Regions from separate parts of the Homo sapiens genome. Here region 1 is linked to region 2. The links are chromatin loops, found by intact Hi-C in ENCODE. Cell type or tissue: body of pancreas. All regions are shown on one strand. Links, peaks and the distances in the headings refer to the core of each region. The heading gives the core; the rest is flanking DNA. Region 1 overlaps LOC105375010 (a long non-coding RNA gene). Region 2 has its middle 31 kb from the start of HCG9.

The links. Hi-C counts contacts between places; a loop is a spot of excess contacts. Peaks named below come from ENCODE experiments on the same cell type or tissue, not always from the same donor. Only the 100,000 strongest peaks of a DNase experiment are listed, where the experiment ranks them.
Region 1: a loop joins it to region 2, with 4 times the contacts of the local background. A loop is called at or near these places in 109 of 110 quality-filtered maps.

The regions. Positions count from the first base shown.
Region 1 is chr6:29,850,375-29,855,751 of GRCh38, forward strand. LOC105375010 (a long non-coding RNA gene) reads right to left here. Exons shown (of 4, transcript XR_926681.2): 2 at 1,948-2,112; 3 at 1-255. It also overlaps the pseudogene MICF. Among named protein-coding and RNA genes, the nearest start is that of HCP5B, 21 kb to the right of the region's middle. In body of pancreas, for the core only: no CTCF peak of the experiment used is centred there; no DNase peak of the experiment used is centred there.
Region 2 is chr6:30,003,608-30,008,984 of GRCh38, forward strand. It overlaps the pseudogene POLR1HASP, the pseudogene HCG4P3 and the pseudogene HLA-J. Among named protein-coding and RNA genes, the nearest start is that of HCG9, 31 kb to the left of the region's middle. In body of pancreas, for the core only: no CTCF peak of the experiment used is centred there; DNase peaks (open chromatin) are centred at 2,874, 3,244 and 3,784; H3K4me3 peaks cover 1,644 bases.

The sequences.
Region 1 (5,377 bases), core at 159-5,158, 150 kb before region 2:
GACGCAGCAGGCACCCCTGCTCATCTCCTATGGCTGTTGCCTTTTGGGCAGCCCCTCTTCGCGGCGGTGGGGCTGTCCCGCCGGCCTGTCACGTTGCCCTTCCCTGGGCTTGTGAGGATTGGCTCCGCTTGGACCTTTGCGGTGCTCCCGGAGCCCTCCAGGTTGTCCCTCCGGTGCCGGAGGCCAAGCGGTGGTGTCCTTCCTGTTCCCAGCGCCCCCTCCTCCTGTCGCTGCTGCAGTGCCTGTGTGTGGGTCCTGAGGGGTTTTGGGGAGGTAGAATATTTTTATTTATTTAAATAAATTAAAAAATAAGAAAAAAATACAAAAAGAAAGAGAACAAGTAATCTTAACTATTGATTCCACCATCGTGCAGTGCAATAGTCAATGGCTGCAACTGAAAAATCAAGCAATGTTAATAAAGAAATGGTGCTTTGGTGCTTAGATATGTGAAAGTAAAGTCAAAAGAATCAGCTGAAACTTGAAAGTGGTTGCTCCCTAGAAAGGCAGAAATAGAGAAGAGAGGACTCTCCCTAGAAAGGCAGAGAAGACTCTCATTTTTCTCAGAAAGTCCTGCACAAATATTTACTCTTTCCATTATGTGCAATTGTAACTTCGAATAAAATAAAAACAAAAGCTTCAGTTAACATGCAAGTTTATGCCTAATGACAACTTTGTTTAACAATGATAAAGGGCTAACCAAAATATAAAAACACTTAAACATAAAACAGCATGTATAAATGTGTATGTGACATCAACCCTGAATACAAACTTGAAAGAATATGTCTATAAACAACTCTGGATAGATAGCCCATGAATGAATTCCCCACTCCAGCATCTTTACTGGTTGTCCTGTGAGCCTAGGCAGGGAGGGGACCAGGACCTGACTAGGGTCCCTAATACTCTTGCTTCCAGGCAAGTCCTGCATGCACTCCTGCTGCACCAAGGGCTCCCATCCCTGCCTTGGTCTGTTTCATAGGTGCTCCCCTAACTCTCTGCCACCACTGCCTTACCTGGGTGGAGCTGAGGCCGCCCTGACCAAGAAGAGCACCACCCATCTATGTGCCCCAAAACCAGAAAGTCAAAAGAAACCTTGCAACAGGGTCAGGAACTATCCCACCTCCCCACCTCCGAATCAGTCTGAACTGATGGCGGGAGATGCTGATGCTTGCTTTACTCATCCTCATTCCCTGTGCATTTATTTTTCACTAATTCAGTCCACATCTCCTAGAAGCAGACTGACCCCTACCCTTCATAATCAGGAAACCCCAGAGCACTTTTTATCCCCTCCAGAATATAACACTTCAGCTCTGCATCATCACATGAGGGCTCCAACTCTGTAGGGCAGGTGTACTCTCACAGCTTCAGGCCCTGAACATTTGCTTCAGATGTCCCCCCATCCCTTTCCAGACCTGTCTGTGTTGCTCTGAATCTGTCCTTCCCTGAGAACTGGCGGGGAGATATCAGGGAGGAGGGGAGATTTCTTTGTGCTATGTCAACGCATCTAGACAGAGCTCTCATTCTCCCTTGAACCTCAACTCTATCCGTTCCCAGACACTTGAAATAAAACACAGACCAGAAATGTCTATTTAAAAGCTAAATATCTATAGTATAAAATATGAAGACAGAGTAGAATGGGGTAATGCAGGAGAGTGTGACAGGGCGAGGGGACCTCAACGTGCCAGGAAAGTTGGTCCTTGGCTCCCCGGAGGAGCCGTCACCAGGACACTCACTCATAAAGCTCACCTGTGATAATACAACTACATGACATTAATGTATTAAAATATAATAAAATCATAACAAAATAACAAAAATAATATGGCACAGCTGCAAACACCTCATATATACTAACACTTTTCATCCACCCAACCACAAGAAATAAATGTTGTTACATTCCCTATTTCATAGATGAGAAAGCTGAGCCAGCAAGAGAAAAAGTGCTGGTGAGACCTGGGCAGGGCGTTCAATCCAGGCCGCCTGGCTGCAGAGTGTAGGTGCCCTCAGTAGAGCCAGTGGACCTGGGAGCTGAGAGCAGAGACTGAAATCCCAGCTGTGCACTGCCCTGGTGTTCTGTCTGAGTCAGGTGTTGATCTGGGCCTTGCAGGCTCATGTGCTCTGGAGAAAAGAGAAAAAATAGTAAGTGCTCCCCTGGGTGCACAGTGCTGCTTTTTACTCCCTGACGACTTCTCCCTCCTCAGTCAGTCCCAAATCAGATTCACCCTTTCTCCGAGGGAAGATGATGTCTGCACTTTTTTCTCCCTCCCATGGCACTTTTCCCAGCCCCTGCCAGTCCCCTCCCGTGACTCCATCAACATCAGCCCCTGCCCTGTGCCCACCAGCCACCATGCAAGGAGGAAAAGAGCCCCAGGACCAAAGGACAAGACCTGGGAAAAACCCAGTGCCCTCCCCTCCTCTCAAGCCTGGCCAGCTCTGACAGCAGGAGGACTCCCCAAAGAGAGGCTCTGGCCCTGGCTCCATGTCCTTCCAGGACTGGGCTGGGTCACACGCACAGTCCTTCTCTTCCTCAGTCCCCAGTCCCACCTCACCTGTAGAGACACCTGCACACAAAGGCAGGCCCTAAACACTGTGGTTCTGCCCTCCACCTGCAGCTCAGTGCTCCTCCACTTCCAGCCCTGAGCAGGCAGCTCCTAACTGGGAAGCCCATTAAGAATCCCATCAGCATGGCAGGCCCAGCATGGAAACATGTAGCTGCTATGGGGTCTGCAGCTGACCTGACCCTGGGAACCCCCTTGCTCAAGGAGCCTACCCTGACCCCCAGGCCCATGACCTGCACTTGGGCCATGCTTGCTCCAGCCTGGTCCACTCATCCCTGGAAGCACAGCTTCTCCCCAGGGCTGCTGCTTGGGGAGGCTGAAAGGCCTTCCTCTCCTGTTCCTAGCAGGGATTCCTAGCAGGGATTCCACCCAAGCCACTGCCCTCACAGCCCATAGGGGATCTTCTTCTCCCTGTGGAGTAGAAAGTTTCTTGAGACCCCTCAGCCTGAGGCTGCCTCTGCCCACCCTTTGCACTTGGGGATTGCCACTGCCACAGCCACTGTCTCCCACATGGACCGTCCTGGAGAGGGAGCTCCACATTTGAGTTCCTGTTTCATTTGATATGGGTTACAACATTAGTATTGGTGGAAATCCTTTTAAGACCCAGCTGAAACTACGAACATCTTTATTGGACATCAGCATTTAAAGCAGGAATTTTGAGAAATTAGCACATAACTTTCACACCCCTTTCCTGGCCAGTGCCCCAGTAACCTACAAGGCAACCGTTCCCGCCCACGGGGAACCAGAACTGACAATCCCTCTTCAGGAGACACCACAGGTGAGAGCAGGAGCGACCACAGACCTGCACTGCCCCTGCTGTGGGTGCCTCCTGGACAGGGCCCTCTTGCTGCAGGGCAGGGGATGAACCATCCCATCTGCCCAGGCCTGAGGGGCCAACTGACAGTGCAATTAGGTTCAAGGATGAGAAATCACCACCCCCTGCCAGATACACAGAAGTGGGGAAATGGCAGAAAGACTCGGGTTTCCCGGACACTCCAGGCTCTCAGTGTCTCCTGCACTGTCTCTGTCTTTGCAGAAACACAAAACTTGCTGCTTGCTCTTTTCCCCTCCCTTCAAACAACCTGACTGTGCGGGAAATCATCCTGACCATCTCTCACTCCAAACTCATCAGGCAGTGCTTATTCTTTCAAAGGTATTTTGTGACTGTGCAAGCAAATATAAATGTATATGTGTATGTTCTTTCTCCCTTTGCACACAAATTTTAGCAAACTACATATGCTTTTCTGTACCTTGCTGTTTTCCCTTACCATTGTATCACGGAGACCATCCCATGAAGAAATATCAAGAACTACACTATGTCTTTCTTTTTTTTGTTCAAAAATTTCTTGGCAATCCACTGTATAGGCATGCATTTTTTAAAATAGAGATTACCCTTTTTGAATGCAATGCTTTTTAACCAGCTCCCTACTGATAGGCATTTGGATTATTTCTTTCAGAGAACAATTTGACATCATGTAGCATCATATGGGAAGGGTGCAGTGACCCCACTCTTACATGCATATCCTAGGGGAGCTCACATATTCTTGGAACCAGAAAGCAATGTCCCAGCATGTTCATTGCAGCAGTGTCTTTAATAAAGACTATGTAGAGGTCAATGAAGTGGGGAAGAGATAAATTGTAGCATATTCCTCCCATGGAATACTATCTAGCAATGAAAACAAATGAACTATTTGTGTGAACATTGATCCATCTCATAGACCATGTTAACGGAAAAAGCAAGCAAATGCATAACAAAATCAGCAAGAAACAATTTATAAAAAGTCTAAAAGTAAAGCCAGGCAAGGGGGCCTATACCCATAATCCTAGCATCTTGGGAGGCCAAGGTGGGCAGATTGCTTGACCCCAGGCGTTCCAGACAAGTCTGGGAAACATGATAAATCCCTTTCTCTACAAAAAATACAGAAATTAGCCAGGCATGGTGGCGCAAACCTCTAGTCCCAGCTACTCAAGAGGCCTAGAAGGGAGGAATTGCTTAAGCCTGGCAGGTAGAGGCTGAAGTGAGTTGTGTTTGTGCCACTGCATTTCAGTCCAGGTGACAAAGTGAAACCATGTTAAAAACAAACAAACAAACAAACAAACAAAAACAAGAGACTTTTTAAAACTTAGTAAGAATATAGGGGCATACAGCAAATTCAAGACACACATTCACCAACAGTTCTTGCTTTGCTCAGTACAGTATTGACTGAAACACATGCATAACAGAACTGTGGAAAATCAGGGCTATCTACACGTGTTTCTGTTATTTTCTATGTATACTACATACAGCCAATAATATTAAAATGTCACAAATTGACAAACCTGGGTGGCAGCTTCACAAAGATTTCTTATAATTCTCTATTTTTTCTTCTAGCTAGAACTACCTTATAATAAAATTTGTGAAGTGAATCCACAGAAATTGAGCAAAATAAAAAGGAGTCGTTGAGTGTGAGGAAAGCTACAGAGAAGTAAAGACAGGTGGAGACATGACAATACTGAGCATGTTAGTGACCTTCACAGTAACTGACTTCCTGGAGGAGTGTGAGCTTAAGCCAGAATGAAGTGATAGACCGTGAAAGACGGATGAAGGAGTAGGAGCTTCTGGAGGCAAACATGGTATGTGGTTGGCTGGATTGGGATATGTGGAGGGACTCTGAACATTCTGCTTTAGGTCCAGCACTAGAGAAAGAGGACTCATCTTTATTTAGCACCTTCCACAATCTGTAGAGAAATCTGAAACATTGCAAAAGAAGATATATGAATGGCCAGTTCAGGGAAAAATGCAAAGTAAAACCACAGTGAGAAACCACTAAGCAACCATTAGAATG
Region 2 (5,377 bases), core at 278-5,277:
AAGGGATCCTCTGACCTTAGCCTCCTGAGTAGCTGGGACTATAGTCATGAACCACCATGCCAGGCTAATTTTCTAGTTTTTTTGTAGAGATGAGAGTTTCACCATGTTGCCCAGGCTGATCTTGAACTTCTGGAGTCAACAAGTCTGCCTTCCTCTGCCTTCCATAGTGCTAGGATGGCAGGCGTGAGCCACCACCCCTGCCTAACTTAATTATAAGACATTAAACATGTAACTTAGTTTTAAAAGGAAAGGAGAAGTTCCATGGCTGAAGAGGATGTATTTTATTATCGTTCACAATGATCACTTTACTTGAACTTCAATTTCCAACTGTGTCCCAATTAAACACAAAAGGAAGATTCATCCCTTGCTAGAGTGATTCTATGATGGCCCCAACAACCACCTCCTGGTCATTCACCTTCCCCCAGTTATTCAACCAACTCTAATGTAGGTGCTGCTGTGAAGGAATTTAGCAGACATAATAAAGGGGCTCAATTAGTTGACTTCAGGCTGGGTTTATGCTGCTTGGACTGTCCTAATCAGGAGAGTCCTTGAAAGGACTGGGTTCTTCCTGAGCATAGAGATTCACAGTGTGAGAGGGATTCAGCATGAGGGGTTTCCTCCACTGTGGGCTTTGAAAATGAAGGGGCTGTGTAGGAAACAACACTGGTGGGCACCAGGAATTGAGTACAGCCCTCCCTGTTCTCTACATTGACAGCCAGCAAGGAACAGGGACCTCAGTCTTAAAACTGCAAGAAAGCACATTCTGCCACCTCTGTATAAGCCTAAAGGAGGATTCAAAATGAAGACTCAGATTTGGGAAGCCTGGAACAGAGATTCCATCTACATCATGCCCAGATTTCTGACTAAGGTACTATAAACAGATAAATGGGTGTTTTTTGGCCAGGCGTGGTGGTGCACTCCTGTAATCCTAACATTTGAGGAGCTGACACAGGAGGATCACTTGCAGCCAGGAGTGTGAGACCAGCCCAGGTAATACAGTGAGACACTCGTCTCTACACTTTTTTTTTTAATTAGCTGGGTGTGGTGGCACTTGTCTGCAGTCCTGTCTACTCTGAAGACTGAGGCAGGAGGATTCCTTGAGCCCAGGAGTTTGAGGCTGCAGTGAGCCATGATCATGTGACTGCACTTCACGCTGGATGACAGTTTTTAGAGACTCTGTCTCTAAAAACAAATAAATGAATACAATAAATAAAAACAAATAAATAAATACAATAAATGGGTGTTGTTTAAAGCCAATGTTTGTGATAATTTTTTACACAGTCTTATAAAATTCATACACAGGCTCAACAGACTAATGGAATGAACTGATGAATTGATATATACACTAGTTACATAAAATAAAATCTTTCTGAACTTTTTCAGTGTTTTGCATTTTATAATTATCTGTGATGCAATTTAATATACTCATATTTCATTCATTCAGTCAACAAAAATTAATTTAGTCCCTACAATGAACCAGGTATCCCCTCATATGCTCACGTGCCTGACATTCTAGAAGCTTCACAAGACCAAGGTGGAGCCACTGGAGTGTTTTAGGTGGAGAAATGACACACTTTGACTCACATTAGCAGGACCACTGTGGAGAGAACAGTCACGTAGCAGGTAACGGGAGAGTGCCAGTGTCACAATTCAGGAGTGACAGTGTGATGGGGACTAAGGGGAGAGGAGGGGCTGAGTGATAAGAGGGACGGAGGGAAGGGCTGGAGAAGCAGTAGGTGAGGAAAAGGAGTAGAGGGATAGAATTCAAAAGCAGCACAACTCTTAGGTTTGAACACTTTTTTTAATGGTATTTCAATAGATCCATCTACAGAGCCTCGCAGGGTGTTACTTGCAGTTGGCCTTTAATACCTTAAGTGGGTCTGCTTAAAAACTAATTGTTTTTATGTTAATCAGGTTTTAAAAATACTAAGTGTTCCTAAGAAATATACACACCACTTAGATGTGGATACTTCCTAAAAACAGGCAGTGCATGAGCACTGGTGATGGACATTGTGACTGCATCGAGCGCTTGCAACTTTGAGGTGAATGAAGTCTGTACTGACTCCTGGTTGCAACACATAGGAACACAGTGGCTACTTTGTATTGAGGAGATGTCCTGGACTCACAGAAACTCAGGGCTATGGAATAAAGGTAAATTTAAAACACCACAAGCGGGAGTCACAGATACCTTGTTTGCAAAAGTGAAACTTAGGAGCTTTGTGAGTCCTGTTGTAATGCTTTTAGACACTTTATATATCAAGGGGCCAAAGTCACATGTTTTTACCGATTAGATTCCTGATCATTCAGGGGTTACCAAGATTCTGCTACCCACTGTAGTTAATACACAAAAAGCAAACTGGTCTCTATACTATCTCATGCACCCAGGCACAACTTTTCCAGATTTAAAGAAAAAGAAAAAAGAAATAAAAGAAAAAAACCTCTGTCTCTACACCTCCATTCCCAGGGAGAGCTCCCTCTCTGGCACCAAGCTCCCTGGGGTGAGTTTTCTTTTTGAAGAGTCCAGGGGAACAGGTAAGCAGCGGGGAAGCAGGGAGTCCATTTCAGGGACAGGAATTCCCGGATGAAAAGTGAAAGGAGAGGGACGGGGCCCAAGCTGAGGGTTTCTTCCTGGTTTCTCGGACAGCTCCTGGACCAAGACTCAGGGAACATTGAGACAGAGCGTTTGTCACAGGAGGAGCGGGGTCAGGGCGAAGTCCCAGAGCCCCAGGCATGGCTCTCAGGGTCTCAGGCCCCGAAGGCGGTGCATGGGCTGGGGAGGTGCAGCATTGGGGATTCCCCATCTCCGCAGAGTTTCTCTTCTCCCTCTCCCAGCCTGCGACGGGTCCTTCTTCCTGGACACTCACGACGCGGACCCAGTTCTCACTCCCACTGAGTGTCGGGTTTCTAGGGAAGCCAATCAGCGTCGCGCGGCCCCGGTTCTAAAGTCCCCACGCACCCACCGGGACTCGGAGTCTCCCCAGACGCCGACGATGGGGTCATGGCGCCCCGAACCCTCCTCCTGCTGCTCTCGGGGACCCTGGCCCTGGCCGAGACCTGGGCGGGTGAGTGCGGGGTCAGGAGGGAAACGGCCTCTGCCGTGAGGAGCGAAAGGTCCACCTGGCTGGGGCGCAGGACCCGGGGAGCCGCGCCGGGAGGAGGGTCGGGCGGGTCTCAGCCCCTCCTCGCCCCCAGGCTCCCACTCCATGAGGTATTTCAGCACCGCCGTTTCCTGGCCGGGCCGCGGGGAGCCCAGCTTCATTGCCGTGGGCTACGTGGACGACACGCAGTTCGTGCGGGTCGACAGTGACGCCGTGAGTCTGAGGATGAAGACGCGGGCGCGGTGGGTGGAGCAGGAGGGGCCGGAGTATTGGGACCTACAGACACTGGGCGCCAAGGCCCAGGCACAGACTGACCGAGTGAACCTGCGGACCCTGCTCCGCTACTACAACCAGAGCGAGGCGGGTGAGTGACCCCGGCCCGGGGCGCAGATCACTTACTCCCCGCTCCATGCCTCACGGACGGCCCTGGTCCCCTGAGTCTCCGGGTCCAAGATCGACCCCGAGGCTGCGGGACCTGCAGAGATCCTCGACCCGGGAGAGCCCCAGGCGCCTTTACCTGGTTTCATCTTCAGTTGAGGCCAAAATCTCCGCAGGTTGCTAGGGGCCGGGCCAGGGCTCGGTGGGCGGGGCTGACCGCGGGAACTGGGCCAGGGTATCACATCCTCCAGGGAATGTTTGGCTGCGACCTGGGGCCCGACGGGCGTCTCCTCCGCGGGTATGAGCAGTATGCCTACGACGGCAAGGATTACATCGCCCTGAACGAGGACCTGCGCTCCTGGACCGCCGCGGATACCGCGGCTCAGATTACCCAGCGCAAGTATGAGGCGGCCAATGTGGCTGAGCAAAGGAGAGCCTACCTGGAGGGCACCTGCATGGAGTGGCTCCGCAGACACCTGGAGAACGGGAAGGAGACGCTGCAGCGCGCGGGTACCAGGGGCCATGGGGAGCCTGCTCGATCTCCTGTAGATCTCCCGGGCTGGCCTCGCACAAGGAGGGGAAGAAAATGGAACCACCACCAGAATATCGCCCTCCCTCCTGTCCTGACGGAGAGGAATCCTCCTGGGTTTCCAGATCCTGTATCAGAGATTGACTCTGAGGGCCCACCCTGCTCTTCCTGGGACAATTAAGGGATGAAGTCTCTGAGGGAGTGGAGGGGAAGACAATCCCTGGAAGACTGATCCGCGGTCCCCTTTCACCCCACAGCAACCTTGGGCACCAGGACTTTTCCTCCCGGGCCTTGTTCTCTGCCTCACACTCAATGTGTCGGAGTCTGACTCCAGCTCCTCTGAGTCCCTTGGCCTCCACTCAGATCAGGACCAGAAGTCCCTGCTACCCTGCTCAGAGACTAGAACTTTCCAAGGAATAGGAGATTATCCCAGGCGCCTGTGTCCAGGCTGGTGTCTGGGCTCTGTGCTCCCTTCCCCACCCCAGGTGTCCTATTCATCAGGATGGTCACATGGGCGCTGCTGGGGTGTCCCATGAGGAATGCAAAGTGCCTGAGTTTTCCGACTCTTCCTTTCAGACCCCCCCCAAGACACACGTGACCCACCCCCCTCTCTGAACATGAGGCATAACGAGGTCCTGGGTTCTGGGCTTCTACCCTGCGGAGATCACATTGACCTGGCAGCGGGATGGGGAGGACCAGACCCAGGACATGGAGCTCGTGGAGACCAGGCCCACAGGGGATGGAACCTTCCAGAAGTGGGCGGTTGTGGTAGTGCCTTCTGGAGAGGAACAGAGATACACATGCCATGTGCAGCACAAGGGGCTGCCCAAGCCCCTCATCCTGAGATGGGGTAAGGAGAGAGATGGGGGCGGCCATGTCTCTTAGGGAAAGCAGGAGCCCCTCTGGAGACCTTTAGCAGGGTCGGGGCTGGGTCCTGGAGGTCAGAACCCTCACATTCCCCTCCTTTCCCAGAGCCCTCTCCCCAGCCCACCATCCCCATTGTGGGTATCATTGCTGGCCTGGTTCTCCTTGGAGCTGTGGTCACTGGAGCTGTGGTCACTGCTGTGATGTGGAGGAAGAAGAGCTCAGGTGGGGAAGGGGTGAGGAGTCGGGTTTGAGTTTTCTTGTCCCACTGGGGGTTTCAAGCTCCAGGTAGAAATGTGTTCTGCCTGGTTACCGGGAAGCACCATCCACATTCATGGGCCTACCCAGCCTGGGCCCTGTGTGCCAGCACTTACTCTTTTGTAAGCACCTGTGACAATGAAGGACAGATTTCTCACCTTGATGATTGTAGTGATGGGGATCTGACCCCAGTAATCACAGGTCAGGGGAAGGTCCCTGCTGAGGACAGACCTTAGGAGGGCAGTTGGTC